Regions from separate parts of the Mus musculus genome. Here all the other regions are linked to region 2. Evidence: chromatin loops called from intact Hi-C (ENCODE). Cell type or tissue: heart. All regions are shown on one strand. Region 1 overlaps Huwe1 (HECT, UBA and WWE domain containing 1). Region 2 holds the start of Tspyl2 (TSPY-like 2). Region 3 holds the start of Ribc1 (RIB43A domain with coiled-coils 1). Region 4 holds the start of Kdm5c (lysine (K)-specific demethylase 5C).

What was found. Peaks named below come from ENCODE experiments on the same cell type or tissue, not always from the same donor. Only the 100,000 strongest peaks of a DNase experiment are listed, where the experiment ranks them.
Region 1: a loop joins it to region 2, with 2.1 times the contacts of the local background. A loop is called at or near these places in 2 of 42 quality-filtered maps.
Region 3: a loop joins it to region 2, with 2.3 times the contacts of the local background. A loop is called at or near these places in 3 of 42 quality-filtered maps.
Region 4: it touches region 2 in a loop (2.1-fold over the local background); 13 of 42 quality-filtered maps call a loop at or near these places.

What each region holds. Positions count from the first base shown.
Region 1 is chrX:151,931,600-151,939,599 of GRCm38, reverse strand. Huwe1 (HECT, UBA and WWE domain containing 1) reads right to left here. Exons shown (of 83, transcript NM_021523.4): 80 at 7,744-7,861; 81 at 6,870-7,051; 82 at 6,470-6,660; 83 at 4,183-5,319. The coding sequence ends at 5,217. Among named protein-coding and RNA genes, the nearest start is that of Mir98, 22 kb to the right of the region's middle. In heart, no CTCF peak of the experiment used is centred here; no DNase peak of the experiment used is centred here.
Region 2 is chrX:152,337,855-152,345,854 of GRCm38, reverse strand. It overlaps Tspyl2 (TSPY-like 2), which reads left to right and starts at 3,371. Exons shown (of 7, transcript NM_029836.4): 1 at 3,371-4,315; 2 at 5,475-5,552; 3 at 5,658-5,769; 4 at 5,848-5,993; 5 at 6,128-6,222; 6 at 6,463-7,130. The coding sequence starts at 3,530. Gpr173 (G-protein coupled receptor 173) reads left to right here. Exons shown (of 4, transcript NM_001359449.1): 4 at 1-2,257. In heart, no CTCF peak of the experiment used is centred here; a DNase peak (open chromatin) is centred at 3,214; H3K4me3 peaks cover 2,146 bases; H3K27ac peaks cover 1,821 bases; H3K27me3 peaks cover 5,159 bases.
Region 3 is chrX:152,010,901-152,018,900 of GRCm38, reverse strand. Ribc1 (RIB43A domain with coiled-coils 1) reads left to right here and starts at 2,606. Exons shown (of 8, transcript NM_025660.3): 1 at 2,606-2,738; 2 at 3,033-3,120. It overlaps Smc1a (structural maintenance of chromosomes 1A), which reads right to left and starts at 2,473. Exons shown (of 25, transcript NM_019710.2): 1 at 2,261-2,473. The coding sequence starts at 2,369. Gm39540 (a long non-coding RNA gene) reads right to left here. Exons shown (of 2, transcript XR_878280.3): 2 at 4,595-4,896. In heart, a CTCF peak has its summit at 3,001; DNase peaks (open chromatin) are centred at 2,060 and 2,540; H3K4me3 peaks cover 2,959 bases; H3K27ac peaks cover 2,049 bases; H3K27me3 peaks cover 320 bases.
Region 4 is chrX:152,228,972-152,236,971 of GRCm38, reverse strand. It overlaps Kdm5c (lysine (K)-specific demethylase 5C), which reads right to left and starts at 3,745. Exons shown (of 26, transcript NM_013668.4): 1 at 3,262-3,745. The coding sequence starts at 3,411. In heart, a CTCF peak has its summit at 491 (motif pointing left); DNase peaks (open chromatin) are centred at 3,391, 3,571 and 4,101; H3K4me3 peaks cover 3,163 bases; H3K27ac peaks cover 2,175 bases.

The DNA of each region.
Region 1 (8,000 bases), 410 kb after region 2:
GACACAGTGCAAGTTGGCCTCTAATTCAAAGTTTTCCTTTTTCAGCCTCCCAAGTGTTGGGATTACAAGAGCCTGCTACCATGCTAGATACATCTTATTACATAGAAATGAAACTTTTCTTCTGTACTATGAGAAATGGTTGTTTTTTTTAAAATTACATTTGGCTCATTGCCTATTTAAGTATTCCTCAAGTTTAATTACAGTTGTATTGACCACCCATTATCTACAGACTCAATTATAAAATCAGCTTCTGACAACTACTTGTATAAAAACGAAACTAAGGAGCAAGAAAAATAATTTGCAGATCAAAATAGATACACAAATAAGCAAAAAGCAAGCAAAGCTACTAAGGCACTCGGTTTTGTGATTGATCACAAGGTTATAATTAATATCTATAATTAATATTTTCCTCTAATATCCATTGTGCATTTGTCCTCCTTTCACACAGAACCTGAAGATCACTCTGTCGTTTTTTTTTTACCCCCTTGTACTTCTTAACCTTTACCTCTGAGCACAGAAGTACTACAAAATAAGCTGCTGGGTTGCACAACTGGTCCCTGTTTTCACTGTGTAGCAACTATTCAATTCCCACTTGGTAATTAGGATCAACAACTGAAACTAGTGAAATAATTTTTTTGAGACAGGGTTTTACTATACAGCCCCAGCTACCCTGAACTTGCTATGTAGTCCAGGATTGCTTCAAACTCACAGAAATCTTCCTGCCTCTTTCTCCTGAGTGCTGGGATTAAAGCTATGTGCCATCATGCCAGGCTGAATTTAATTTTCAAATTCTCTTCTTTTGCCTGTAGTTTCAATTGGTATTAAGAAACTCCAAACGTCTAAAGTGTTTGGTGGAATCATTGTTGTACCCTTTGGTAGAGACTATCTAGTTCCTTTGGAATTAAGATTTCCAAACTGCCTAGAGCTCAAAGTTGCTGAGCCATGAAGTAAAAATTGTGAGTGGGTTTTTTACTAATTACTAATAATGTTGGGAGTAGCTACTCCCATTTATACATCTCAATTCTAGGACCTGATTATTCTGGCTATAAAATAGACAGTACTGTATAATGTTCTCTAGTTTGAAGTATATATTACATCTAAACCACCACCAACAATGACAACAACAAATCCATCTTTCTCAGATGGTTCCCCACTGGGATCACACTTGACTACCTAGTAAGTGATTCTACTTGTCAGTTAGGCCAGGTCTGAAGTGGAAACTTCTAGTTCCTCGGAAAGTTAGTTATGCCAAATGATGTTTTGCTGGGGCACACAGGTGAAAAGGATGTTTGGACATAGCAAACTTGAAAGGACGCTTGATGAAGGAGTATAAATATGACCCCCCAAACAGTGGGAGAGGAGAACTAAGCATTGGTTTGGTTTGCCTTACATAGTGTTGTTGAGCTCTACTTGTGATAATGCTGCCACTGAGAGAAACTCACCCAAGAACTGCTCGTGAGGTTCCTCCAGCAGCTTGCCACTTCATTGGTCTCACCTCAGGATGGTTGAGGAGCCTGGCAGTTTCTTCAGGATTGAAGAACTACAGCTGCCTGGTGTCTGCTTGCTGAAAGGACTGGACTATAGCTGCTGGTTCATGCCTGTTATCTGCCTGCCTAGAGGATTGGTCTGCAGCTGCTGAATTGGCATTTGCTATAGGACTGAACTGCTGCCCAAGAAGATCAAGCTTGCCCCCAAAGAACTATTGCTGAACAGGTTCAGTTCCCCCATATCCTAATAACTTTTCTTTTACTACCTCTGCTGGGTGGTGGGCTAGAGGAGAGGTTGAACCCTTATTAAAGTCGGTTGCAAAAAATTTATGCCTACACCAGGTCCTTTGGTACGTGATAAAACTAGTTAGTCATGAACCCATTGCAGCACTTACTTTTCTCTGAGACGAGTTTGTGGATTTGAAGCAATGCTGTGCAGAAGAGTTTACACATTCTGGTACTTGTGCTGGCATAAGTACTATGGGTAGGGAAGATAAAATTATCAAGAATAGATCTGTTTCCTTTAATGATGTTAGAAATTCAATATAATGCTCAGTCTACCACCAGGTGGCTAGCTGGTGGATCCCATGAGGAATAGGCACTTAGTAATACAATTAACTACGTCATCCTGATAATGGACAGCCTATGTAGTTAAGCCCTGGTTCAATTTACATCACTGTTATTACAGTATTTTTGTCCCTGTACCCACTGGGCAAATATTGGAATAAAAGAGAGTAACCGACATTCATAGGCCACATGTTTTGCCCACTGGATAATTGATTTTTATTCTTTGTGTATAAGTGTATGTCCCTCTCCCTCTCTTGCTCTGTGGTGTGTGTGTGTCTGTGCCTGTCTGGTTCCTGTAGAGGCCAAAAGATGGCTCTAGATCCCCTAGAACTGAAGTTATAGATGATTGTGAACTGCCATGTGGGTGCCGTGACTTGAACTTGAGTGCTCAGGAAGATGCTTTTAACAACTGAGTCATCTTGGCAGCAGTGGATTATTTTTGGTTAGCATAAAATGGGTTTCCTTGAGCACTTCCATGCATATAAATTATTGTCTTTATTCACCTCCTTCCTGCCTTTCCCTACCTTCACTTTATCCCTCTTCTTGGCCTCCTCCCTCCCCTTTCTGCTTTCATGACATATTCTATTACTTATTGTCTGCTCCTCTCATCTCATAGTCCTCACTTCTATTTTCATGTCTATAGATGTTAAAATTTATATTATATACCTAGTTTAAGAAATATCACCAGAGGCCGGCGTACTAGTGCACGCCTTTAATCCCAGCACTTGGGAGGCAGAGACAGGCGGATTTCTGAGTTCGAGGCCAGCCTGGTCTACAAAGTGAGTTCCAGGACAGCCAGGGCTTTACAGAGAAACCCTCTCTCTCTCAGAAAAAAAATAATAAATAAATATCACCAGTGATACTAAAGCCTATTGTGTAAACATACCTCTTCCTAGCTACATGTTTCTATTCATTTTCCTCACTCTTGAACATTAATTTTGTCACCTATGTAGCCTTTCAGATCCTTTATGCATAGGAATATTTTGTAATGTTGTTTTGAGACAGGGTTATTACATTGATCCAGGGTAGATCTCCAAGAGCTGGAACTAACTACAAGCATATGCAATCATGGTTGGCCTATTTTACAACTTTTTGAGCTCAGGCTGCTCAAACTATCAGGCTCAAGTAATCTTTTGGCCTCTGTCCCCTAAGCAGCTGAACTAGTTATACCACATCTAACACTTCAACACAACTCATATTGTGACTTCATGCTGCATATTACAACTGATATTTTTAGTACTACTTATGTAATTTATGAATACATTCCAACTTTCACATCTTCTAGATATGTTTATACAAATAGTATAACTAGGCCTCTTGCTGGATTTAAAGTTTAGTAAATATACCTATTCTCTTTCTTTCACTAGGATTCTACTGGTATTCTACAGTCCTCTCAACCTCAAACCCATACACTCCTTTCAATTCTTCTGTGATGTGGTGGTCACCAAATCTAGGGTCTTCCATATCCTATGCAAGCATGCTACTGAGCTTTATTAGCTGACTATATTGAGACAGTTATATGAGACAGAGTCTCAACTCTATTGTTCAGGTTGGCCTTTAGTTTACAGCATTCCTCCTGCCCCAGCTCTTAGTCCTTCAATAATAGATGTGAGCAACCATACAAAGCTAGAACTAGCTCTTGTGGACCCAACAATTTTTCCTTCCATTCTAAAGTTCAGCACCCCCCCGCCCCCCTTTAAATAAGGTTTTTATCTTTTTGCTCAATGCAGATGTGATGTACTCACTTGGCTCAACCTAGATGGCTCTTTTCCTCATTAAATGCAACTCCTAACCCACTTTTGATTGCTACTCAAGGCCATTAGAGATCTACAAGGCTGCCTGGTCTACTCAGAGACACTGCATGTGTCAGAGGTAACTGCTTCCTCCCAGACAAATGTTCTGAGATAGGGACAATGCACCTACCTGTTTTCTTAGTTGTTAGAGCAAGGTTAGATACAAGACAGCTAATACTGAATAGAAAGTGGCTGCCAGCCAACTTATCATGCCCATAGGATCAAGGTGAGTATATCTCTTGTTTTCCAACACCTGAGATGTCAATAGGAAAATAACTTAAGCCATAGTGCCCCAATAAATAAGAAAAACAACACAAAGAAAGTACTACTTGGGATTGTTTTTCTAACTAAATTTTTTATTAAATTTTTGTTCAAGGCTGGAACCATCAAAGTCTGATAAAGTGCTGGATAGAGTAAAAACCACAAGAGACTACTAGATAATCTGTGAATACTTGCAAACAAATGACAAGACAGACAAAAAAGGTGGTCTTGTGGCGAGCTAGTCAAATATTTTGCTTATTAAAATTTACTAGAAAGGGACCAAAACTTTTAAGAAAATTAAACTTGAGATTATCATAAATGCTTACCAAACGAAACATTGCATGGGTTAACTGTTTTGATAGTACCTGCTGCAGTGTGTTCCAAATACCCATTTTAAATAACAAAAATCCCCCCAATTCCCGGTGTCTGTCAGTCTTTTCTCTGGGGAAACTGACTGAAGGAAGAAGTTCTATACCAGAAGTGGAGGTGGGTGGGTGATCAGGAAGGGCAGAAATGGTTTTCTGGAAAGTTCATTTGTCTAGTATGTGTATAAGATGGGGTTTTCTTTTTCAGTTTGAAAAAAACTCCGTTGTGAAAAGTGAGTTATGAAGAGTGCTCTTTATTTGAAACCTCCACAACACAGATGCCAATCTTGTCTCGCATTGAATCATTAGCTGTGCACATCAACACATTCCAAGCACAAATTAAGAAATGCAAACAGAACAAAAAAATATATATATATATAATTTTTCCCCTATCCAAAGGTTTCAAGTCTCAATGCAGCAAATCCTTCTGAACACAGAATCTGAGGAGCACACTGTTCATTTGGGACAAACAGGTCCCTGTAAAGGCTACTGCCTTCTTAACACATGGGGTGGGGATCATGGACGGCATGGAAAAGGGAGAGGCGAGGAAAGGGGAGACAAAAGAGAATGAGAAGCGAACAGGTATGCACTAGGGAAGATGGGCAGCTGGGACACACATGGTGAGTTGGTGAATTTCATTTATTGGATTTTGACATTTTCTTTCTGGATCTTTTAAATCCACCCCCCTCCCCAGGTCCAACAATGGTAGAAAAACCCCACAGAAGTAGGCAGGGCCTTATTTATTAGGCCAGCCCAAAGCCTTCAGAGCATTCCTGGATGGCCAATAGTAGCATGTGGCGGAGCTTCTCAAAGCTCTCATAGGCAGGCAGGTCCAGTTGATTAAAACTAGAATGAATAAAGATTAAATTCATGAGAAAAGAACAATGAAACCTTCTGCTCCTTTCTGAGCCAGAGCTCATGTACTCACTGCTTCTTGCTGACTCTCCCATTTTTTTCTCCAACTTGCTAATCTGGCCTCAATACTAGCAACATAAATTGGCTCTTACTATAACTTATACACCATGGCCTTAACCTATAGGTTAAAGTTTAATGCACTGGAGAAGAGATAGCTGGCAGTCACATATATAGTGAGTTGGTAAATTTTAATCTATCCCTTAAGGCTTCACTTTAAAACAAGATTATTTCATGTATATTAAGTGTTTTGCCTGTCTGTCTGTATGTGCACCTTACTGTGTGTTTGTTGATGCCAGAAGGCATCAGAGAACTGAGAACTGCAGTTATAGATGGTTGTGAGCCATCATGTGGGTGCTGGGAACTGAATCTGAATCTTCTGCAAAAGCAGTATGTATCTTAGCTGCTAATCCAGCCCCTCATCTAGTTTTTAGCTTTTTCTATTATTTTTGAGACCTGGTCTTGTGTACCCCAGGCTGGTCTCAAACTCTGATTGTCCTACCTCCTAGATAATTTATGTGGTATGAGGAACGGAATCATGGTATTGTGTTGGAAAAGTCCTTTTAACCAACTGAACTACACACATTTCCAATCATTACATTTCCTAAGAAATAATTGCCTTTAAGGAGGTATCTTGGTTCACTAGTGATGTATATGCATGTTAGTGGAGGTACCTATAAAATCCAGAAGAGGAGGAGGTCATTATTGACCTTGCAGGTGGGAGTTACAGTGGTCACAAACTGACCTCCATAGGTGCTGAGAACTAAATTCTGTTCCTGTGAGTAGGAAGGAGCTCTTAACCAGTTGAACCATGTATATCCAGCCCTTGCCCAGCCAGACAAAGCTTTGGAACACATCATGATTCCCTTAAGTGCTATTTGCAAATGTCTTTCCAGCCATCACTCTTGTGTTTAGCCTATCTGCTCACCTCAACTTCCTCCATAGACCTAACAAACTGAGCTTTATAAAGTTGTAGACTAGGCCATACTTGTGCTCCCAATCTTGGGTAGGTGTCTAGAAGTCATCAAGTCTACAACCTCAATAAAATCACTGAAAAGGAGAAACTTTTAAGTTGTTTTCTTACCATGTGTGAGCTGAAGGCAGGCGATCTGTGGATCTGTCATCTCGATGAATCTGAAACTTCTGAATGCCATTCATACCTTCAAGGGCAGCAAATCCTTGTAGGGGTACCTTGGAAGTACCTGTGACAAACTGGAGGAACTTGGCACGGTCTGCTTGGTCAAAGGAACGCAATGCTCTCCAAAACCACTGGATCTGTAAGAAGAGACACACAAAAAGCCAAAGAGAGCTTGTAAAGAAATTTAAGGAAATGGCAATGGACTTGAAATATTTTGTTCCTTCACAGGATAGGTGAGAACATCAGCTCCAGAAGAACAAAAAGAGGCATAGGTATACTGTTATCCATAAACCAGCACTGATAAGTGTTTCATACTTCTCAAGAGTATGGGGATACCTCCGCTCACCTGAATAGAGTTGGATTGGTACTTGTGGTACTCAGTGTTAGATTTTAGATCATCAATGTCGATGGTAGGCAGCCCTGATATGAGCAGCTCTAATTCCTGCTCAGTAAAGATGGATATGAGGCGCTTTGGAATGATTTCATAGAAGCCCTCCAAGAAGGCTGCCAGCTGTTTGCGGATGGCTCCTGGTTTAAAAAAAAAAAAAAGTGACATGGAATCAGAACTCATACAACTGAACAGAGTTAATACAGCCTCAGTTTGACACCTGTACTGGCTAGTTTTGTGTCAACTTGACACAGGCTGGAGTTATCACAGAGAAAGGAGCTTCAGTTGAGGAAATGCCTCCATGAGATCCAGCTGTAAGGCATTTTCTCAATTAGTGATCAAGGGGGAAAGGCCCCTTGTGGGTGCAACCATCTCTGGGCTGGTAGTCTTGGGTTCTATAAGAGAGCAAGCTGAGCAAGCCAGAGCAAGGAAGCCAATAAGGAACATCCCTCTATGGCCTCTGCATCAGCTCCTGCTTCCTGATCTGCTTGAGTTCCAGTCCTGACTTCCTTGGTGATGAACAGCAGTATGGAAGTGTAAGCCGAATAAACCCTTTGTTCGCCAACTTGCTTCTTGGTCATGTTTGTGCAGGAATAGAAACCCTAAGACAACACCTTATACTGAGAAATCTGCCTGCCTTAGCTAGCACTGTTTCTAGGCCCTTATATTATAGTAGATGGAATTAAGTACTTTGGTCAAGTATTCTGACTCCTTTTGTGCAAGGTATTTGTGGCCATGTCATAGGAAATAAGAACAAAAAATGTGAAATAAATAAAAGGCTGACCTCTTTCCTTGAACAAGCAGAGGTCTATCTAAAGGACACTTCTCCTACCTGTCATTCTCATCTGGCAAACCAGGTGTACATATTCCTTCTTGTTCTCCTCTGTTACCAAGATGTTGGCTCCATTGGGTTTGAGGTCACGAACTTCACATACTCCAAATTCTTGAACCTAGAACATCCAAGATACCAATCATACACATCAGGTTTGGTTTGGGCTACAAGTAACACAGAGGTGCAAAAACACATCCTAACTCCTTGCCATGTTCCAGAGAGAAAAAGCTGAAGGATGGAATGAAGGAAATTAATCT
Region 2 (8,000 bases):
AGACTTGGATGTTTAGGAAATATTGGCTTAAGTCTTCAGACAAGAGGGACCAAATGGGGTGCTATATTCCTTGGGAGCAAGGATGTTTAAATTGCTATGTGCTATGTGCAATGTTGTTTTTGGCTAACCTTGGTCCAAAGCCCAATCTCCAATCCCTCCCTACCATGTCCAGACTTCACAGGTGTTTCTTGAGGCTGTTTGAGAAGCCAAGAGCATACAAAGAAGAGCCTCCATGATGTGCCCAGGCTAGATGAAGAGCAGAATGGGGGATGGGCTCCTCAACCAGAATATACCAAACTTAGCTACGTTCACTCAAGCTTCCTCCAGGAATATATAACTAACTTTTCCTCCTAGGAATATATATCCACTTTAGTCCCCATTAGGGATGATGTGGGTATAAGCTGACAGGGAAAGTCACCCATGGGGAAATAGTTGAACTCTCCAGAGTACCTAGAGCCCAGACCATGGGGTCAGAGCTAAATTCAACCCCACAATTATCCCTTGGGTTCACAATACTCCCCCCTAAAATAAAATTCTTTGGAGACCTTGATAATCAAAAGTTATACAAACTTCAAGGCACTGTGGAATTGAGTCCATTTCTGCTTGACCTCTTTTTGTCCCTTCCAAGCCTCACAGTCCTTGAGCTCCTCCTTGGTTGGGCCCCAAACATCCTTCCCAGAAGTTTTTTCTCCATCCACTCTTACAGGTGGATGGTCCCAAGCCTCTTTTCCATGGACAAAAACCACTTTGGGCTTACTTCAAGGCCAGTTCTACAGACTGGTGAGCCAAGTTGGAACTCTTTGCCTAAGTCTGGGGCAGTGATCTCTCCATCTCCTTTCCTTCCTTATAAACTCCTGTCCTAAACTCCACCTCTACCCCAAGATAGGCCCTGAACTGAGGTAGTCTTGACCCAAAAGCAATGAAGGGGGCACTCTAGGCAGAAGAGATATTGATGACCCTGGTTGTGGAGTGGCCCTGGAAAAGCAAGCCAGAGGAGCTGAGAGGCTGGGAATGTGTGTTTGGGGTGGGGCTATTCTCTCAGTGATGATGATAGAAATGCCTTTCTGAGGGCTGGGGTGCAAAGACCAAGGTGGGAGGGCAAATAGGGTAAACTCGGGAGGGTTTTCCTCCGTTTCCTTTTTCTAACTGCCTGGATTCATCATTGGATTTTGTAAATGGAAAAAGTGAAATGAACAATGTTATATTGGATGTTCTCTCTCTCTCTCTCTCTCTCTCTCTCTCTCTCTCTCTGTGTGTGTGTGTGTGTGTGTGTGTGTGTGTGTGTGTGTGTGTCCATGTCTCCTATCTGTGTATGATCACATGAGGAGGTATGATTGAATGAGATAGTGTGTGTCTGTGTGACTTTGTGTGGGTAAGAACCTCTGAGGAAAACTTGCCTGGTACACATATGTGAGCAAATACATATATGTGAAGAAATAGAGTATACACACACACACATACACACAATGGAGAGGAGACAAAACTTAGTATGTGCCTGCAGCAGGAAATAGAGTGCTTAGGAGATGGAACCTGAAATTTTTCATGTATGTATGTGTCAAGAGAGTCAACTCCCATCTCATAAAGTTGTCTTCCTTTGGCCCAGCTTCTGAGCACCAGGTAAGGAGAGAATACTTTAGAACCCCATCTCTTCCCAATGTCTGGAGATTCAATCCTCACCCCAAATTTCAAACAAGGTATTTCTTATATTAGACCACCATGGAAATAGGAACTGGGAATAGGGGAGGGATCAAACATGAAGGCAATGGGGTTAAGAAATGGCCCCCTGCAATGTAATGGCTTTTAGAGGAACTGCTCAGCCTAAACTGCAAGTCCTTCTTACGGTTCCACTGTATACAGCTGGGACTTGGTTTAGCTTTGACTAAATTCAGAAGGAAAGATAACATAACGAAAAAGCCCAAGTCTGGGGATCTACCCAGCTGGCCTACTCCCTAAGCACTCAATTAATTTACTATTTATTTACTTATTTCTTCAGGTGCACAGAATTGAGCTGACCCTATTACTCAGTTCTTGGCACACTCTATCATTGGTCCATGCAAGGTCCTTTTATTATTTTGCTTTGTCCCCTTCATCACCCATTCCTGATCCCATCCTTCCAACCCCACATAGGCACCGCTCTTCAGTACTTAATGTGTGTCCTTCCAAACCACCGTTCATGTGTTTATTTACTTATGTGTATCTGTGGAAAATATATGGTATTGATGTGTTTTAATTTACATAAACAGTATTGTACTATAAATCTTGCTCTGTTTCTTTTTTCACTTAACATTCTGTTTTTGCGAAATCCAGCCATGTTGCTATACATAGATCAAATTTATTCTAGTAGTCCATCTAAAACACATATCACATCCATTTTCCTGTTGATGGATTCTGAGGTTCCTTCCTCTGCTACCACAGCAAGGCTGCAATGGGCAATTATCTCCTCTCCTTAGGAATGTCTAATGTAGAAGAAACAAGCTCAGAGAGGGGCAGTGATTTGGCTAAAGTCACAGTGGAAGTCACCTGCTATGTGGATTCTAGAACCAGAGCCAAAACTCCACCATCGTGCCTCATCAAAGACCAGCCATTTCTGATCACAAACAAAATAAAATATAATATTAGGGTACAATTAATAGCCGCATTCATTTAGGAAAAGCTGGGGTAGAAATTATGTGTAGACAAAGAGAATTTTAAAGTTCTAGAAAAATCTAGCACATTAGTTGAATCACCTTTTTTTTTTTTTAATGACGCAGAGGAAGTTACTCTTTGCATCTGTGGAGCCATTTTGCAGAAATAGAAAAAGCCATGTCAAAACCTGACCACCAAAGCAAAAAGACCTCAGATATTTAAACTACTAGCAGTTCAAAGCAGCCTGCGACTGAGGGGCTACAGCGCTCACCCCACAGGCATAAACTGGTGGGGGAAGGGACAGATTTTAAAAGTGCGTAGTTGTTGGGGGAGTGGGGCGGGGAGAATGATAGCGAGGCTCTCTGATTTCATTTGAGCACATCTCGTTCCCTGGTGCTTGCGCACTCCCAGCCACCCTCCCCGGGCCTAGTCTTGTGGTCTTCAGAATCACTGGTACTTTTCCCATTGGCTAAAACATTGCAAGACTGAGGGTGAGGGGGCTCCTACCCTAGCTTTCCTCATAGCCAATCGCCCCGCAGTTTTCCTCTCATCACTGAGGGGCAGTCAGCCTGATGATTGGTGGGCGCGAAGGGAGCCAATTAGAAAATGATGATGTGTAGTGTTGGCAAGCGGATTGCGTGAGAGAAGGCAGGGGCTGAGGGAACGCTACCGCCAGCTCCGAGGCCTGCAGCCAATGGCGGGCAGAGCAGACGCCATGCCAGGGAGTGGGCGGGGCCTGGGCGATAGGCGCTGTGGGAGTGGGGCAGGCGCTGTGGGAGGGGACGTCAGAGCGAGGTGGTGAGCAGAGCTGGTCGCGTGAGGTGTGGCGGCTCCGCTTCAAGTGTGACTGGTGGCTACGGCCTTGTCTGAGAGCCGCAGAGCCAGTGTTGTGAGTGCGGTCACCATGGACCGCCCGGACGAGGGGCCTCCGGCCAAGACCCCCCGCCTGAGCAGCTCGGAACCCCGTCAGCGCGACCTGCCGCCCCCGCCACCCCCACCGCTCCAGCGACTGCCCCTGCCTCCACCCCAGCAGCGTCCGAGACCCCAGGAAGAAACCGAGGCTGCACAGGTGCTGGCTGACATGAGGGGGGTGGGCCCCACGCTGCCCCCACCACTGCCCTATGTCATTCTTGAGGAAGGGGGGATCCGCGCGTATTTCACCCTGAGTGCTGAGAGTCCCGGATGGGATCACGCAATGGAGTCAGGGTTCGGGGAGGCCCCTTCCACAGGGATCATGGAAACGCTCCCATCTTCAGAAATCTCTGGGGGAAGCCTGGCAATTGACTTTCAGGTTGCAGAGCCCAGCAGCCTCGGAGAGAAGGCCCTAGAAACCTGTAGCTTAGGAGGGTGGGGGCCCCAGATGTTAGTTGGTCCGAAGAGGAAGGAGGAGGCTATCATAATAGTGGAAGATGAGGATGAGGATGACAAGGAGAGTGTGAGGAGGCGGCAGCGTCGGAGGAGGAGGAGAAGGAAGCAGAGGAAGGCGAAGGAGAGCCGAGAGAGGAGTGCCCAGAGGATGGAGAGCATACTGCAGGCCCTGGAGAGCATTCAAATGGACCTGGAGGCGGTGAACATCAAGGCAGGCAAGGCCTTCTTGCGTCTCAAGCGCAAATTCATCCAGATGCGAAGGCCCTTTTTGGAGCGCAGAGACCTCATCATCCAGCATATCCCAGGCTTCTGGGTCAAAGCAGTATCCTTCTCATCAGTATGCATGGGCCAGAAGCCCATGACTGAAGGGGAGATGTGTGGAAGAGAGAGAAGAGGTGTGGGGGAGGGTCAGAGATGAGGATGATGAATCCCCATTAGAAGATTCTAGAAGGCGTGGAAGAGGGATGGCAAGAGGGCAAAATCGCATCTAAAACTAGACTGCAGAAGGGAAAAAGAGTAGCATTGCAACATTTAAAAAGAAAATGGATCCCAGACAATAAAAGAGGGAGGGGTAACGGAAAAGGCACACAGCCCATAAACGGAGCAACAGATAGAGAAAGGAGGAGAGGAGGGGGGAGTACAGGTGATGAACTGACTAAGGAGGGAGGGCGCATAAGCTCTTCGGGAAGCGTGCTCAAACCACACAAGGCTCCATAAACCTGGGTCTCTGCTTAGATACCTAGAAATCCCAAATCTGTCTACCATCCTCTCCATTAGAGGGGAGAGAGTAGAAATGGGATGGAACCCTGAAGAATCAGGAGAAAGACCACTTGGTTGTGAGGCTCAAGTGGTTAAATGAAGGGAAAGGTACAACAGGAAGAATCCAATCCACTATTGGTGACTGTTGAGCTCATTCCCAGGGAAACACGTATGCAACATTTGAAATGCACACATTTTAGTAGAATTTATATAGATATAAACACTTGGCCCATGATTAAAAAGTGTCACATGATCATAGGCTCTCGGGAGTCAGGCACAGGGTATCAAGTAGATACAGATACATAACTTCCATATCTAGACATGAGGCAACTGGGCCTAAGCACACAGACTTCTAGAGGCATTCATCCATTATGTGGACACTGAGCATCAACACCTATACATGTAACATTTAAATGCAGGTCCTCGGTAACCAAATGTATCTGTACTTAGACTTGGGCTTTTAGCTCCCAGACATACAGTATTCTGTGAACATAAGCACAAGAATCACATGGACATGGTCAGAGACCCTTAGCATCTAGACCTACAGCAAATATGAACCATGGCAAGGCTCCCTGATGCTGAGGTTTAACATTGCATAAGCACTCACCTACTCCTCAGACATCACTCAAACACAGAAGGACCCCCCTTGCTTCAGCCTGTTTTGCTCTGCCCTCCCTGGCATTGAACAGTAAATCCTTGACCTAAACTGCTCCACTCATCAGTTCCTCAACCACCCCAGAATTTCAATCTTGATCAACCAACGTGACAGAGACATTTTCCGCTACTTGACCAATCTTCAGGTCAGGCCAAAGAAGAAAGCCAAGGAATCTGGTCTTTGGAGGTGAGGGGGTGGGTGGGAAGGGCCCTGGGAGGGATAGATACCACTATTACCCCACCCTGAGCAGGTACAGGACCTCAGACATATCTCCATGGGCTACAAAATGAAGCTGTACTTCCAGACAAACCCATACTTTACAAACATGGTGATCGTCAAGGAGTTCCAGCGCAACCGCTCAGGTAAGTGATAGTCCCAGGATAAACCTATGGCCCCTATACTATCATTTCCCCTTCCTTCTGTATCTCTTCCTCTTCTAGGCCGGTTGGTGTCTCATTCTACCCCAATACGTTGGCACCGGGGCCAGGAACCCCAGGCCTATAATCGCAGGAGCCATGACACCAGAGAAAGCTTCTTCAACTGGTTTTCCAATCACAGCCTCCCAGAAGCTGACAGAATTGCTGAGGTGAGGCCCCTCCTGGCATTGCCAGGGAAAGCCTTTCAAGACTTGTCCCTGGGTGCCTGAGAAATTGTGAGTGGGTTCTAGGACTTAAACTCCTTGAACTCCTTTTCACTCTCCCCCTCCCCACCCCTCAACAGATCATCAAGAACGACCTGTGGGTTAACCCAGTACGCTACTATATGAGACGAGGTGGCTACAGATCAAGCAGAAAGAAGCAACACGGAAAGGAAAGGTGATGAGAGAAATGGTGCCTGAGAGGTTGGGGGGTTGTTTTTAAATAGGGCAGAGACTAACCTAGTGTTGCACAGGACTTATAGAGACACAGGGGACCACTGAGGTAATCCAATGAATACCTTGTTTACAAATGAGCAATGATCCCCAGAAGTGGCAATGGGACTTTCCCCCATTCTTAGAAATCCTAGTACCTTACTCCCAATAACATTATACTAAGTTCTAAACTTGCCCACAGTAGAGCCAAGAATCAATATGAAATGGTGATCATGGAAGATGCTCATGACCATTATGCAATTGAAGACATTCTCAGTGACATCTCAGAAATTGATGAGATCACTGACAATGAGACCATTCACGACATCAAGATCTCTGACTTCATGGAGACCACCGACTACTTCGAGACTACTGATAATGAGGTGACCGATGCCAATGAGAACCTGTGCGACAGTGAGAATCCTGACCACAGTGAAGGCTACAACACCAAGATCACTGACAACAAAGGGAGCGTTGCCGCAAATCCAGATGACAACAGTGATGACCCAGAGGAAAAGAATACCTATGACAGTGAGGATTCCAACAGCGAGAAAGCTGATGGTGATAACACAACCCTACGTGACAACCAGCAGGTTACTAATATCCAGGACAGCAGTGATAGTGACAATGGAGATGAGGGCAGTGATGATGAAGATGATGATGGTAATGAGGGGGACAATGAGGGCAGTGATGATGATGATGATGACAATGAGGGCAGTGATGATGATGACAGGGACATTAGATACTATAAGAATGGCCCTGAAGTCTTTGACAAGGCTCTGGATAACCGCACCAACCAGAATGACTATGAGGAGGAGGTAGAACTCATCTCTGAAGACTCAGTTGAAGAAGAGGAAGAGACCAGTGAGGAAGGTGAGATATAGGCCCCTCCCCCTTCCTTTCTCTTCTGAGAACACCCAGGTTTCTTTAGGCAACTGGTGGTGAGGTAAACACTGTGTGTTCTCTCCGGTCAGAGGACAGGGCAGTTAATTTTACCTCAAGGAGTGGGAAAGGAGAGGGAGAGCTAGGGGAAGGAGGTACCATTATTGTCGAGCCTTCTCCATGGCATGGATTAGCGACACAATGTTTGGCAAGGCTTCCAAGATTATCAGAGGACCCTTCACTCATTCATTGTTGATCAAATGTGTTAGGCAAATAATACATAAATATCCTCTACACATTCTAAGAATCCTGCCTTTAAAACCCCTATTTCACTTTGCAGAGCTCCACATTTCCCAGACCTCTTGACCACAAAACATGTTCTTTGTCCAACACTGTATACATTTGGGAAACTGCTTAGGAAAGACTGCACATGGAAGTCTGAGGGCTAATGCAATATTTAAATTGACTCCCAGGTTTAGTTCTGATCTGGAAGACTGGGAAAAGAACTCATTTGAACCTGGCTGTGGGCAGACAAAGGAGAGGTGAACCCCAGGGGTAGGTGGCAGAGATAGGAAAACCAGCCACGTCTGAAGGTTTAAGCAAGGCACTAAGGGTGAAAGTGTGCAGAAGGGAGGATCCACAGACACACATTTTGGGGTAGGCTGGGGAAACTAAGGGAATTGTCAGTCCTCTTTGCCTCCCATCTGACACCATCTCTTTTCTCCAAAAATTGGAGGCAGAGCTGCCTAGCTCTGGAGTGGAGTGGGGATGGGGAACAAGACTGAAGAAGGCAGACTACAGCCTATGTTTGGGTCACACTAGGTGCAAAAAGTAATAAGTAAAAAGCCAAGGCCTCACTCA
Region 3 (8,000 bases), 330 kb after region 2:
TGAAGATGGAGGCAGGAAGATCAGAAAGTCAGATTTGAAACCAGGCTGGGATATGAGATCCTATCTTAAAAACAAACGAACAACAAAAACCCAAGATCTACTTGGTGCTCAATAAGTGGCACATCTATCAGTATTCAATCTGGAGTCAACTCTCTCTCCAGTTGCAGCAGAGCTAGTAAATCACATAAATTGGAATTAGTCTTGTAACCACCAATTTCCAATCTTTGGACTTCTCCCTTGATTTTCAAGGATCACATCTCACAAGTACAATCCTCTTTTACTATAGTCATTAAGTGTTGGAAAGATTCTTCTAATGCAAATGTTAACAATAACTATATACCAATAAAACATCTCAAGGAATGGCATCTTGAGAACACTCATGCACTAGTGATGAAGATGAAAAAAAATGTACCATAAATGTGTAACCAAAAATAAATTTACAAAGTGGGAATCAGAGATCAAAAAATGCTTCATGGTGCCAAGCTTTGAAGGGTATGCAGAGGCAGAAAGCAGGTGTGGTAAAACACAGCTATAAATCTAGCACTTGGGAGGTAGGGGCAAGAGGATTTAAGAGTTTGAGGCCATAAGAAATTATCTCCAAAACAAACAAACAAACAAAAGGTGGGACAGTGGTGGCACACACCTTTAATCCCAGCACTAGGGAGGCAGAGGCAAGTGGATCTCTGTGGGATGGAGGCCACCTTGGTCTACAGAGGAAGTTCCAGGACAGTCAAGACTACACAGAGAAGCCCTGTCTGGCAACCCCTCCCCCTCAAAAAATAGAGAGGTAAGAACCCAGGCCTGTTCCAAACAGCTGGATTTTTAATTCTAACAACGCTGAGAGAACTCGATTTCAACAAGTGGTACAACCAAGCATTTTCTACAAGAGTCACAAGACCAAAATCCTAAGAAATTTAGTGGAACTCAAAGCATCAACCCTCTAGGCCAGTGGTTCTTAAACCGTAGTAGGGGAAGTAAGTAACCCGTCATTACCACCCCCACCCGCACTCCAAACTCTGACATTGTCCGAACACATTTTTGATGGGCATTTCAGGGGAGTGGAGGTGCTGTCATTTAGTGGAGAGAGGTCAGGAAAACAGCTAAACATTCTACAATGCACAGAACCAACCGCACAGAGAAAGTGTGTGGCTAAAGAGCTAGTGTTAGGAAACAATGCTCTAGACAGAGAACAAAACCGCAAGCAAGAGTCCAGTGAAGGTATTCGCTATGAGCTACTTCAAGGTAAGGGTGGCCTAGCAGGCTAGAAAATGAGTAAACTAGAATATCTCTGGAGTGGAGGAACACAGCAAAGATTCATAACGAATACTTCTAGAGATGGGTGAGAGGAAACTACGAGCTATACAGCAAAAACTAAGATATGAAATAGTAGGCTTAAGTATGAAAAAGTAGGGTTACTATCAAAGTCACTCTAACTTATCAGCCTAACCCCTTTTCTACAAAACATTTATAATGGCCTAAGTGTTATCTTATTTTGTACTTTGCTTCTCCTTTCCCGCGATCTCGGATTTGCTCTCCCCGCATAAACTTAACTGATAAAACCCCAAACCCTCCACCAATTTGGCAAGCGAACAAGTTCAGGCTTATTTACGGTTTTCTGGTAGGAAAAAGGCAAATCAAAGCAACAATCTCTTAGGCGTGTGGGGGGCATGCGGAGGGGTGGGGGGCATCGCAATCCCACGCTGCTGAGCGGAACGCTGGGTCAGAAATTCAAAAGTGCCACAGCAGAGAGGGGGGGGGGGAAAGGAATCAGAGTGGAGCGTTCCATCGGGAGGTGCGGGTGCGGGGAGGGCTGAGTAGAGCACAAAGTACACAGCTTGGGATCGGACGCCAAAGCAGAGTTACGGTTCCCAAATTTTCCCAGAGGTGTCAAACAAGTTTAGGAAGGTGGAACAATGCAGACCGGAAGGAAGCCGCGGGCCAAACAACTGGCAGCAAATTTCGGGAACGCCTCTTTTGGCGGGAGGGGTAGTGGGCGGGGCGACGCACGGTTCGGCCCATACCATTCGGGCCAGAGGGGGTCTGCGCCGAACTCCGCCAACTGACAGTTGGGAAGAGACTCGAGTTCAGTGTATGCCAAAAGGGAAAGCAAGTTCAGATCCAAGCCCCACCAAGAGGATCAAGGAACATTTCAGGGTTCACAATGTCTCGGGTTGCATGGGGGTAGGTTGTACTACTTTGCAGACAAGCAGGGGGAACCGGACCGGGACGCGCGCAGGGCCACAGCCGGTTTTAATCTCACCAGAGCCATTGGGTCCAATGATGGCGGTAAACCTCTGAAATGGTCCGATAATCTGTCGACCCTTGTACGATTTAAAGTTCTCGATCTCAATCAGTTTCAGGAAACCCATGACAGCGGCGCTGGCGTAGGAAAGGCCGCGCCTTACTCCTGGGAACGAGGTTAGCCCGCGCGGGAAATAGCGCAGTGCAAGCCGGGTGTACAGTAAGCCTCGCGATAATAAGTCCAAGCCAATCACGATTTCCTGTTTCCGGGGCCAGAAATGGTCACTTCCGCCTGAAATAGCGCTTTTGTTGAATTGTTGCCCGGCTGGAGCACGCGCTGGGCGCTCAGGCCCCGCCCCTCTACGTAGTTACCCAGCAACTGTTGAAGTGGCCGCCAACTAGGACGGGAAGCGTTAGTGCTCTGATCACTTCGGGGGAAATCAGAGCAAGCAGGCGGGGTCTGAGCCCACGCTTGCTGGGAAAGAAGTCACTTCAAGGTTCTGCCAGAGCTAGTGGGAGGCAGAAGCTCGGCTGGGGTTTGTAGTCTAGCCAGCAAGGGGGGAGACGGGGAGAAGCGCTTCAGCCAAGGATTCAGTCGGGAATGGGAAGGCGCCCTCGGAAGGGTGGGCAGTTTGGGATGGAAGAGGGATCAAAGGGAGGACTTAGATGAGGCGAGCTTAGAGTGTGAGGACGATGAGAGTATCTCTTAGACAACAGAGATACAAGTTGGGAAAGGCTGTGTTCTGAAATACTGCCCCTATCGTCTGCTTCTCTCTTATTTCTCCAAGCAGAATTTAAAGACTGCCGTTGTAAATCCAAGAGTCAACTTGGGTCCAATCCATTTTCGAGCTTCAAAACTGGAATTCTGTACTGAGAAAGGTATCTTGTGTGAACACTAGGAGTCCAGGTCCTTAAGCCAGTGCTCCAGCTCTGTCCTTTTCCCTCCCTGTTAAATCAAGTTTCCCCCATTTCCACCACTTCCCCTCTGTCTCTTTCCCTCCCCCTTTCTCTCCTCTCTCCCTCCCTTTCTCTTTCTCTCTCCTCTCTCCCTTCCTCTCCCCCTCCCCTCTCTCTCCTCTCCTTCCCTCTCCCTCTCTCCTCCCTCCCTCTCTCGCTCCAACTCTGTCCTTTTCCCTCCATTACATCAAGTTTCCCCCATTTCCACCTCTTCACCTCTCTCTCTCCCTCCCTCTTTCTCTCCCTCTCCCCCCTCTCTCTCCCCTCCTTCCCTCTCCCTCCCTCTTTTTCTCCTCTCTCCCCCCTCTCTTCCTCTCTCCTCTCTCTCCTTTATACCCTGTCCTTCTCCAATTCTTTTCCATCCCCTTTTTCTTCATTCTTTCATTCCCCTTCTATCACCTTATAGTCATGATCTTAGCAGCCCAGGATGTCTACTGAATCATCCCCCTATTGTGACAACAGATTGTCTTTATAGGCCGGGGTTAGTGCCATTTTCAGTTAGATATGGAAAGAGTCTGGTGGTTTCCACAGCTATTCCTGGGTATCTTCTTTTATTTTTTCAAAAGTTTCTCCATCTAGCTCTGACTGTCCTGGAACTCTGTAGACCAGGCTGGCCTCGAACTCAGAGATCCACCTGCTGGGATCAAAAGTGTGTGCCACCACTGCCCGGCTTTGTAACTGTGTGCAAGTGCAAGCGTGATCAAATGTGTGCACAAGCCACAGACATTAGGCATCAGATCCCTTGGAGCTGGAGTTACAGGTAGTTGTGAACCACCTAACACGAGTACTCAAAGAACTCTGAAAGAACTGGAAGTATTCTTAACCACCATGCCATCTCTCTAGTCCTATTCCTGTAACTATTTTTAAATAATGTCTAAAAGCTGGGAAGAATCCTAAAGAGTCTAGGAAGGTGAGAAAGCTCAGTTGATAGAATCTGATATGAAGCTCTTTTGGGAAACCAGTCACAGGCAACATGAGGGAATAAAATCATCAGAGGCTTGAAATCTCACATACATTTTTAAAAGTTACTATTTAATTTTCAAAGATTAAATGTAGCTTGGGAGAAAATTAAATTGGAGCCCTATCTCTAAATATATACAAAATCCAGTTTCAAATGGATTCAAAACAAATGATAAAGGCAAAACTTTAGGAATTGTGGAATATATAGGAGAGTATCTTTATAAATTTAGAATATGGAGAGGTTGTTTGTTTTACTGTTTGTTGTAGTTTGGTTGATTTGGTTTTCTTCTTTTTTGGGGGGGGGGAGCAGGGTCTCTGCATTGTCCTAACTGTCCTGGAACTCACTTTGTAGACCAGACTGGCCTCAAACTCAAGAGATTCACCTGCCTCTGCCTCCCAAGTGCTGGGATTAAAGGCGTGTGCCACCACACCTGGCCAGTTTTTTATTTTTATTTTATACTTTCATATATGTACCAATGAATATGGGTCATATCCACCCTCATATCAACATCTGTCCTCTAAAGCCCCATCGTATCCCACACATTTTTGTGATTCAGAGTCCAATTGGTCCTACCCACATGTGCATAGTATGCACCTGCAAGAAAATTGACAATTCCTTGGCAGGTATCAACTTCTAATAGCTCTTCAACTGGAAAGGAGCCTCGTCCATCCATGCTGGAAGGTTCACTGGCTTGCTCTTTTACCGGTCTTGTACAGGTCTCTTGCAGGTGACCACAGCTGCTGTGAATTCACAAGTGCATGGCTCTGTCATATCTAAAAGGCAGCATTTCCCAGTACTGCCCTCCATCCTCCAGCTCTTTCCATTCTGTCCAGTCCTTGTAGCATAACGGCCCCTGAACTTTGGAGTAGTGGTGATACACACACATCTCATTTAGGGCTAGGCACTCATTCTAGTCACTTATTCTCAACAGTTTGAGCGTTGTGAGTTTCTGCATAAACTTATCTAGAGAAAAAAGAAGCTCCTTGGAGAGCAGCACTAAACTATGAATATAAATACAGATATTTAGAAGGCAGGTTGACAGAAATGACCATTTAGAAAAACAGTACTAGTAGGTTCTCCCCCTAGGGCCTATGACCTGCCCAGACATGGACGTTTGACCAGATTTATAGTAGCAGGCATGAATTCCCTTTTGTGGACCAGAACCAGGTCTCAAATCTAATCAGAGTGGTTGGTTACACCCTATAATAGTCATGCCATTACTACACCAGTGGGCACATCTTACCTGGAAGGTTGGTATTATAGCATGCAGGGTCCACTGCTGGGTAAGATGTCTTTTCTACCCTAGTGACTTGGCTAGCACCTGGAACTCTTGAAAGCTAGTCAGCCTAGAGGAAATTGCCTTGTCAGTCCCAGATTTCTCTATTCTCAGCAGCTAAGTGTGTGATGCCATTAGCACTAGGCTCTTAGCATCTAATTATGGTGAACAACCAAGAGAAAGCAGCAGTAGCCTATGTGTTAGGCTCCTCTGGGAACCTCCCTTACCAATAACTTGGCATTGAGATTTTTATTTAATAACTCATTTCTTCTGGGAACACCTATGATTTTTTTAAAACATGATGGCCTGTAACTTACTATTTAGTCCAAATTGGCCTCCAATTTTTAAGTCCTACATCAGCCTCCCAACTGCTGGGATTATGGGTTTGACCCAACATACCTTATAAGAAATTTCTTCAATGACTAGAAACGCTTCTTTCAAAGAAAAAGATGGGCACATATGACTAAATTTAAGTTTACCAAAATTCACCATTGGGATGTGAAATGAGGGCTAGAAGAGGGCTCAGTGGATAGGAACACTTACTGGGCCATGGTAGAGCACACATTTAATCCCAGCACTGGAGGCAGATGCAGACAAACCTCTGGGTTCAAGGCTAGCCTGGTCTACAGAGAAAGTTCTAGGACTACAGACAGGAACCCTGTCTTGGAAAAAAAAGAAAAATGTTTAAGGAGATAAATTTACCCTAATTTGAATGCTACATAAAATATGTATGCATTGAAACAAAGTACCCAACAGATAGGTATAACTTTACTTAATATATCTGTGAAAAGTAAACATTTTGTATACAAAACATCCCTAAAAGGAACACAAGATGAGTAGACATTACACAAAGCAATAAACAAAACGGTTGACCACATGAAAAGGCGTGAGACCTCATTAACAATAAAGGAAAATCTATTGAAGTCAGTAATTATGGGCTGATAAGATGGCTTATCAGGTAAAGGCATTTGCAGCCAGGCCTGACTTGAGTTTGTTTGCTCTCTGGATTCCACATAGTGGAAGGAGAAAGCTAACTTTTGCAAGTTGTCCTAAGACCTCCACAAGTACGCTGCCGTGTAAGTGCATATGTGTGCAGACACAGAGGTTACCACCACTGTTTTAGTTTTTTTTTATTATGTGAGTGAGTGTGTGTGTGTGTGTGTGTGTGTGTAGCAGTCAGAGAACTTACAAGGGTCAGTTCTCTTTCACCATGTGGAACAAAGGTTCTCTCCTTCCATCATGTGCATCCAAGGGATTGAACTCACCGGGCCTGGTGGCAAGCACCTTTCCCCACTAAGCCATCTCCCTGACCCCTGTGTGATTTGAATATTGTATTTTATTTCACCCCATTGTATCTCACTTGACTATTCAATAGGTACAGAGGGCTGGTGGCTATAGATAAGCTAAGTTCATCTTGCAATAAATACTGGCTGAGAAGCTATATTAGTTTCATATTATAATAAAAAATCCCAAACTTAATAAACCCATAAAAACTTACTTTCATACAGCTCTGGAAAGCAGAATACCAAAATGGGTCTCACTGGACTAGGGATCTGAACTCAGGTCCTCAGGCTTGCTAGCAAGCACTTATTCACTGAGCCATTACCCCCAGCCCTGGCAACATTCTTTAACACAGCCTTCACCTCATTCTTTGTGTGTGTGTGTGTGTGGGGGGGTAGGTGTGAGCTTTAATGATGAGCCATTTCTTCAGCCTTCTTTAAAAGAGCCCTACTCAAAGCCACTATCCTTATCTTTTTGGTTAACTTAAGTGGTCTCTACATTGGCCTTCTAGCTTCCTCCAAATTGTTTCCTATTGCCCATTCATCACACAAACAAGCAGCTTTCTTTTCTGAAATACCATTTCCCCTTTATTTTATTACTTATTATCTAGTAAGATAATCAACCCCAGATGCGTTCATATTTTGGGAAGCCCAGTTTTGACATGTTGGGGGGGCAGGTTACAAACATAAACCTTTTATTTCTCTAGTGTTACCTCCTTGAAATCCTCCCCTAACCTCTCATTACATTGAAATTCAAACTCATAGCAGGGTCTTTTTTGGAGATGGTTTAAAAACAAACTTTTTATTACATTTTATTTAGTGGGGGGGGGGCACATGGGTATGTACATGTGGAGGTCAGAGGACAACTTGTAGGAGTTGGTTCTCTTTCTATCATGTGGGACCAGGGGACAAACTCAGATCATCAGGCCTGTTAACAAGTATCTTTACCCACTGAGCCATTTCACCTGCCCTTGATACACTTTTCTTGAGACTGCTTCTTACTCTGTAGTTGAAGAGGACCTTGAACTTGTGATCTTCCTGCCTCCACCTCCCCCGAGTACTGAGATTATAGGCATGCACTACTTGGTTCAGGTTTACATGGTACTGTGGATTACACCCAGGGCTTCATGGATGCTAGCAAGCACTTCACCACACTCCAGGCCCATTACTATAGGCTTCAAAGAGCCAGTCCTTACACACCTTTTTAATTTGTCTCATGCCACTATCTCTTGGGTATAGTACTCCAGGTACACTGGCCTCTCGACATTTTCCACTTCTTTCTATA
Region 4 (8,000 bases), 110 kb after region 2:
GGAAGACCAAGGAAGATGAATCTGCACCTCTTACTCACTCCCCAGGTTGGAAAGGCTTCCTGTGGGTCCTCTCTCATATACTTGTCTGCTGTAAGAGGCGGGGAAAGAAGTCTGGGAGTGAGTGGGAAGCCCAAAAGTGGTGGCAACGAATGCAAGAATTTACAGAGGGGAAGCCAGGAAAAAATTAATGAAAGCAGGGAAAGCTTTACCCTGCCAAGCTGGAGTTTTTTCTGTCCTACCCAAAAGATAGCTATGAAGACTCCCCTTCTGCAGCCTCATGAATGCTTCCCCAGAGAGTCCTCTCTCTCCCCTGGAGCTCTGGTGCTTAAGAAATGGTAAAAGGGTTGGTGAGATGGCTCAGCGGGTAAGAGCACTGACTGCTCTTCCAAAGGTCCTGAGTTCAAATCCCAGCAAGCACATGATGGCTCACAACCATCCATAATGAGATCTGACGCCCCCTTCTGGTATGTCTGAAGACAGCTACAGTGTACTTATGTATAATAATAATAAATCTTTAGGCCAGGAGTGAGTGGGGTAGTCCGGAGCCCCATCCGGAGTGAGCAGCTTTCATTCCCAGCAACCACATGATGGCTCACAACCATCAGTACAACTACTCATATACATAAAATAAATAAATCTTTAAAAAAATTTTAAAATGGTTAAAAAAAAAAGACCCTAAAATAACCTAGATCAACGTCTTCATTTTACAGACGTGGAAAGTAAGGCTAGGAGAGGAAATCCTATGCTAGTTAGCAGCAGAGCCAACACTAGAACCCATGTCCTCTGATCGCTGGTTCTTTCTACTACACTAAGCTACCAGCATTCACACACAAGTGAACACATATGGAAGGACAGAAAAGGTATAGGAAAAGAGAGAAAGAGCTGTTGATCTCTGTATGCAGGCTCTTTCTCTTAAAAAAAGGAACCAGAGGCCTCATATTTGCAAGTGCACACATTCTTCCCCAACCCATGGTAATAGACAGAAAGCACTTGAGGCTGACGAAAGCAGGAGGGGTGAAAAAAAAAAAAAAAAAAAAAAAAAAAACAAACCTTAGGCTAAAATGCTACGGCTTAAGCCAGGTGAAGCTTTCCATACCCTCTTATCTCCCATCAGACAACACTCCCCTCAGCACAGATAACCCAGACAGAAAGGTGCTCAAACCCCAAACTCTAAGCACTGCTTTTCTCTGCTCTGCCAAGTTCTAAACAATTTGAAGTCCTAAGGCAGGAGCTATAGGTGCAACAGTAGATGGGGAAGGTCCAACAAACCTCTCATCTCAGTCCTGTATTAGTACAAATGCTCAAGATGATGGCATTTCGAATGTGGTGACAAACAGGATGGCGAATTCAAGAAGTTGTGTGATGCCACCATTAACTACCCTGTCCTCCATCCATCTATGCCAAGTGTAGCAAGCAGCCACATGCTATGAAACACAAACCCAAAACCACCCCTCTAAGAAAAACTCCAATACCTACTCACACACAGGTTTGCATCCTGGGCCTAAGAATCACTTGGGTGAGTAATTCAAGTTCCAAACAGAAGAAAGCCAACTGCTTTAGAGCCTAAAGGTGGTTTAAGAGAATTGTGGGCACGTACACAAAATCATGAACAACAAAAACAAAAGTCAGGACTGGAAAGAATCAAAGCTACTGGAGTGGAGAAAAGAAGCCTACCAAAGAACAGTCCCCTGGGGACAAACGGACAGATGGACAGATGAACAGATGGACGAAAGGATGGACACACACACCGATGTCCTTGTCATTTCTTCCATCCTGGTTCCCCAAGACAAGGTAAGAGCACCTACATAAGGCCAACCTGCCCAAAAGCCCAAGGGAGAAAAAAGGGAAATTGAGACCTCAATTATCCCCATATTAGGCGTCTCCTGACCACGTCAAGGAATATTTCCATAAGGCCATCCAGGAGTCCAACCTTTCCCTTCTGCTAGCCTTCCTGGCTTGTCACTAATAGCTGTGACTCCCTCACAACAGAAACCCATCTTCAGACACCTGTGACCAACAAGGACTCTAGACTCTAGGGCCCGGAGGATCCATCTAAAACCAGCCTATGAAAGGGCAACAAAAGCACTGAATTGGATAAGAAGACCTAAGATGCTCTTGTCAAGTGGGAATAAGGCTTCCACATCCAGAAGCACCTCCTCGAAGATACATTGTTGCGGATAAATTCAAACCAGCCCAGGAATCTCAAGTGGTTACTAAACACTGTTCACCATTGTTTCCTCCAGTGTGTCAGCAAGGCAGCAGCCTGTCCTAGCCTTTGGAAAACTTCCCCTGGGCTAGTCAGGACTAGAAGCAACAATATGGTCCTTTTTGCTGAACATTTGGGAAGCAAAGGAAGATTTCCATATCTCCACTATTGTTCCTGGGGACCCAAGAAAACCTTATCTTATAGGATCATCTACATTCTGAGCCTGAGGTAGAATCCAGATCTTCTGAGAAGGCCATACCAAGCTAACTGGTCTAAACTTCTCCATAGGAAGGCTGTGGGGACCATGTGCAAGAAGGTTCTGACATTACCTTCAACTAGAAAACGCAGGAGCCAGAAAGAGCACTCCCTGTGAGAATGATTTCCTGACTGGCCACCAGGCTAGGATATTATCAGAGATGAATTGGCCTGACAGCGTGAGTAAACATGAGTCAACACACACAGAAGCAAACCAATGACCACATCAAGCACCTTCACAGTCACAGTAATTACCACTTACCAGAGTGCACTATGTTACCTGGTTTAATCTAATTATTCCCAGCACACAATTCACAGGCTCAGGGATTACTTTACATGCCCAAGGTCATACAGCTGCTAACCTTCTAAGTAGTTTTAAACTCACGTCTGACTCCCTTTTGAGACGTGATCTTTCCACTACACCACACAGCTTGCCTTAAAGGGAATAATGACAGTAGTCGTTACTTTGTAACTGCCTCGACCAGGGTGATACAAAGTAAAAGATGGGAGTCTCTGTGCCTCCCTGCGAACTCTCCCCAGCCCATTAAGCATCTGTGTATTGAATCAAGGGAAATTCTCAAGAGCAGAGTGGGAGTGGGTCTCAGACCCCAGGTCACTTGTATGCCACAAAACGAGGAGCCCTGACCCCAGCACCCTTTTTCCGCTTCGTGAGGCATCCACAAAATACCAGCCATCCCATATTCTTCCCACACCTGCTGCCCTCCGCCCGGGACTTCACCACTGGCTACCCGGATCCACCCACAAACTCGCCGCTGGCGACCATCAGCTCCCAGCCTTACCGCGGGTGGGCGGATCTTGCAAATGCCGGACTTCTCGGCGATGGGTCTGATTTTCGCGATGTAGCCAAGAGGGTCTCGGAACTCGGCCCAGCTAGGCTCGAACACCGGACACTCCGGCGGCGGTAGGAAATCGTCGGACCCCAGCTCCATGGTGGGCCCGAGGGCTGGGCCAGAGATCGGGAGGGCTCAGGTCGCCCTTAAGGACGCATGGCGCCGCCGCTGTCTGAAACCGAGGTACTTCTCGGAGTCTAGGCCCTAAGCAGGACGGCCACCGCCCGTCAAGGGCTTAGGGGGGCGGGTGCCGTGCTCTAAAAGTCTCAGGCTGAGGTTCCTTTTACAGGTTCTTAGTCCTGTTCCGTTTCTTCCACACCTTACCGCTGCCTCCCAACTACTGAAGCCTTCACTACTACAGTTAAGTCCCAGTCGCGGCAGGTTTCACCGCTGCCACCGCCATCTTGGTTTGTCAGCGTCTCCTCCCCCCCACCTCTGTACCTCACCACAACAAACCAGATCCCTCCGCAAGGTGTCTCTCCGAGTTCCGTTTACTTTGAGTCAGAAAAAAACCTAGGAAGCCTTCATCATGTGATGACCGAAAGAAATCGGGTTGTATATGTCCCTTATTTGGAGGTGGTTAGTTAAAAACATTTCTCAGGCTAAGAGAAAATAGTTCATTTCATTGGCGGAAGAACAAAATTGTAAATCGATGGCCGGATCCTTTTACCGGATGGACCGGCGATGCACGTTTAAAGGCCAGTGATGCGCATGCGCAGTCTCTAGACAAACCGGAAGAGGAGCTAGTGTCCATAAGTAGTGAGCCTAAACTAGTACGCGCCCATGCGCGCTCGCACACGCTCGCGCACGCGCACGCACACACCCTAGATCCCAAGCCGGTTGTCTCCTCCCCAATGTCCTTTGCTGCTTCTCTCAGGTCCTTTCAGTGAGAACCACGGAAGGCGGTGATTTCGAGGAACCTCCGCCCCCTTCCTCCCCCTCCCCCTCCCATTCCGCGTGTCTACTGCTGAGTGAATTGAAGATTTACCAGACTTACACCTCTGAGGTTTTTGTTTTTAAATGAAAGAAGGAAACTCCTCACTCCCTAGAGAATGTGGAGTTTTAGAAGCTTCAGTCCCACGTAGAGTAAAAATGCATTATTCTCCCCAGTATCATTGGCCATCAGCATTTTAAAGAATGCTTTCGACTGTTTGGTATACATTGTAACTATATAAACACTTTGTATAATATGTGTGTATCCATTTTTGTAGCAACTACTGCTACAAAAAAACCAAAAGGCCTGGATGTTTACATTTTTGTTTATTCCATGTATATGCAGTACATAGAGGCTAAAAAGGGGGGGATTTTGAGTTTGAGACCAGCCTGAGCTACATAGCAAGATCCTGCCTCACAAAGTAGTAGTAGTAGTAGTACTAGTAGTAATATTATTATTACTAATGGCCGGGCAGTAGGTGGCACATGCCATTAATCCCAGCACTTGGGAGGCAGAGGCAGGTTGTACAGTGAGTTCTTGTCTCCAAAAAAAAAAAAAAAAAGGGCAGGCATGGTGGCATACATCTTTAATTCCAGTACTCAGGAGGCAGAGGTAGATGAATCTCTGAGTTCAATGTCATCCTGGTCTACAGAACTACTTCCAGGATAGCCAGGATAGGGCTACTCCCCATCTCAAAAACTCAATAGTAATAATAGTAATAATAATGTAAAGTAATGGAACTGGACAGGAGAAAAGGCATTAAAATTAAGGTTAGTAAGTTTGCTGTTCCTCACCTGAAGACATTTTGCTTTTCTACCTGAGGAACATCTCTGTAAAGAGTAAAGAACACCAGGCTTTTGGTCTCAGCACCACCCATTCTTCCTCCAGTCTCCTCTAATGTCCTTAGCCCAGACATACCACAGGGCAAAAGGAAACCGAGCAGTCTTTTAAGCCAGTGATATAAAATGCATTGATTTGTATTTGTGAAAGTCATACTATGCAACAGGAACTTTTGTGAGCATGTGAAAATACAAAAGCATGCCTTCCTGGAACAGATTATTTACTCACTGGGCCCTGCCAAGTACCTCACGTCCCTGACCCTTGGTTTTCTTGTTCATAAAATGAAGTTAAGTAATCCTTTCATTACTTAGGAAGATTAGAGATAATAATATCTGCGTCTCTTTTTTAAAAAATTATTTTCATTGCTAATTTATTTATTTTTGTATTTATTTATTTTATGTATACGAGTACATTGTAATTGTCTTCAGACACACACCAGAAGAGGGTATTGGATCCCATTACAGATGGTTATGAGCCACTGTGTGGTTGCTGGGAATTGAATGCAGGACCTCTGGAAGAACAGTCAGTACTCTTAACCACTGAGCCATCTCACCAGCCTAATGTCTGCCTTTCTTTAAGAGCCAAGTGCTACAGGGCAGTGGTGGTGCACGCCTTTAATCCCAGCACTTGGGAGGCAGAGGCAGGCAGATTTCTGAGTTCGAGGCCAGCCTGGTCTACAGAGTGAGTGCCAGAATAGCCAGGGCTACACAGAGAAACCCTGTATCGAAAAAAAAAAAAGAAAGAAAATTAAAAAAAAAAAAAGCCAAGTGCTGGGGAGTAGTATTCTCCCATCTTTCAGATGAGTAGAATGAAACTCAGGTCCAAGTCACATAAATAGAAAGTGACAGAGCCAGAATTCAAACCTACAACTGTATGACTCCCATAAATTCTGCCTGTGACAGTCTAGGCTGAAACTTGTTGCTCAGTGAAAGTTGCTCAGTGTTTTCCAAGCTTCAAGTCTTGTTGAGGAACAATCAGAAACTGGGCGCTGTAGGCTCCAGAATTTGGAATTTTCCTTGTGGGGAAAGCTGGTGTGGCCTCGCCCAGCCATCTGGGAGAGGAATTCTGGTATAGAATGTATGCAGAGCAATAACTCAAGGTCTTAACTAAATTCCCAACCACACCCTCATCTCTGTAGCTAAACTACATGAGAATGATACTGCTTTGGTGGTAGGGATAACCCAGTGCCCTAAACATAGAGCTTCATACTCTCTAAACGGGTGCTCTGCTACTGAGCTCTATTCCCAACCCTTGTGACTCTTTTTAATTTGGGTTTCTAAAGTTCCAAAATAGATATGAGCTGTCTTTTTGTCTTTGTTTGTTTGGTCCTTGTTTGCTTGTTTGTTTGACATGAGGTTTCACTTGCTATGTAATCAAGGATGACTTTAAACCCCCGGTCCTCCTGTCTCTACCTCCCAAGTACTGAGTTTACAGGCAGGAGCCACCATTCCCAACTTCCAAATAGCTCTGGAATCCATCTCCTTCTCACCTCTACAACCCTCCTCTACATCACATGTGAACCATTTACTATCCCTTTACCATGGATTTTTAAAAGTTTTTTTTTATTATTATCAGTATTTTATTTTATGTATATGGGTATTTGCCTGAATGTACGTTTGTGGTCTTGGAGGATACTGGATCCCCTAGAACTGGATTACACACAGTTGTGAGCCACTGAGTGGGTGCTAGGAATTGAACCTGAATCCTCTGCAAGAGCAGCCAGTGTGCTTAACTGATGACCCTTCTCTCTGGCTTCTTTTCTTTCCTTTATTTTTCTCTTTTCTCTTCTCTTCTCTTCTCTTCTCTTCTCTTCTCTTCTCTTCTTTCCTTTTCTTTCCTTATTGAAGATGGAGTACCTCCGTTATGCTGACCAGGCTGGTCTTGAGCTTGTATATTCAAGCAATTCAACTATCTTGGTCTTTTGAGTAGGTAGGACTATAGATGTGTACCACCACATCCATCTTCTACCCTGACCTATTTATAAGGATCCTAACAAGATATATGTGATAGTGAAAGAGTCAGAGAGAGACATACTCAGAGAGAAATATAGGTGTATAGTTTGTTCATGATACAGATACTGAGCCATAAAATCATACAATTAAAATAATGATAATTAAAAATGAATTATAGTCGGCGGCGGTGGTGGCGCACGCCTTTAATCCCAGCACTTGGGAGGCAGAGGCAGGTGGATTTCTGAGTTCAAGGCCAGCCTGGTCTACAAAGTGAGTTCCAGGATAGCCAGGGCTACACAGAGAAACCCTGTCTCAAAAAAACCAACGCCCCACCCCCAAAATAAAACAAAACAAAACAAAAAATGAATTGTAACAGTAAATTATAAATTGATTGAAATATGGATTAAAATCCATAACACCACACTGATATAAATAGATAAAGTTAGAGAAAAGGAGAAGTTTGTTCATTGTTCTTTTGATTTTTTTGAGGCAGGGTCTCATGTAACCCAGGTTGGCCTTGAAGTCCTTATCCTCCTGCCTCCACCTTCCAAGTTCTGGGATTATTATGTGCCATTATATATATGACAGGGTCTCATCCTGTGACCTAAACTATCCTTGTAATCACAGTAGTTTTCCTGCCTCAGTCTACAAACTTCTGAGATTAAACTTGTAAGACACCAGGCCCTATCCAAACCCTGATTTTCAAACTTTTTCCTGGAAAGAATCTTTGTTTAAAAAACAAAAACAAAAAACAAAAAACAAAAAAACAAAAAACAAACCGTATCTACTGGTTACTGGCTGGGACAGGGGAATTATAAGATCATCTAAGGCCAGGTGGTGGTGCATCCCTTTAATCCCATCTCTCAAAAGGCAGAGACAGAAGGTCTCTTTCTGAGTTTGAGGCCAGCTTGGACTACAAAGTTAGTTCCAAGACAACTAGGGCTACACAGAGAAACCCTGTC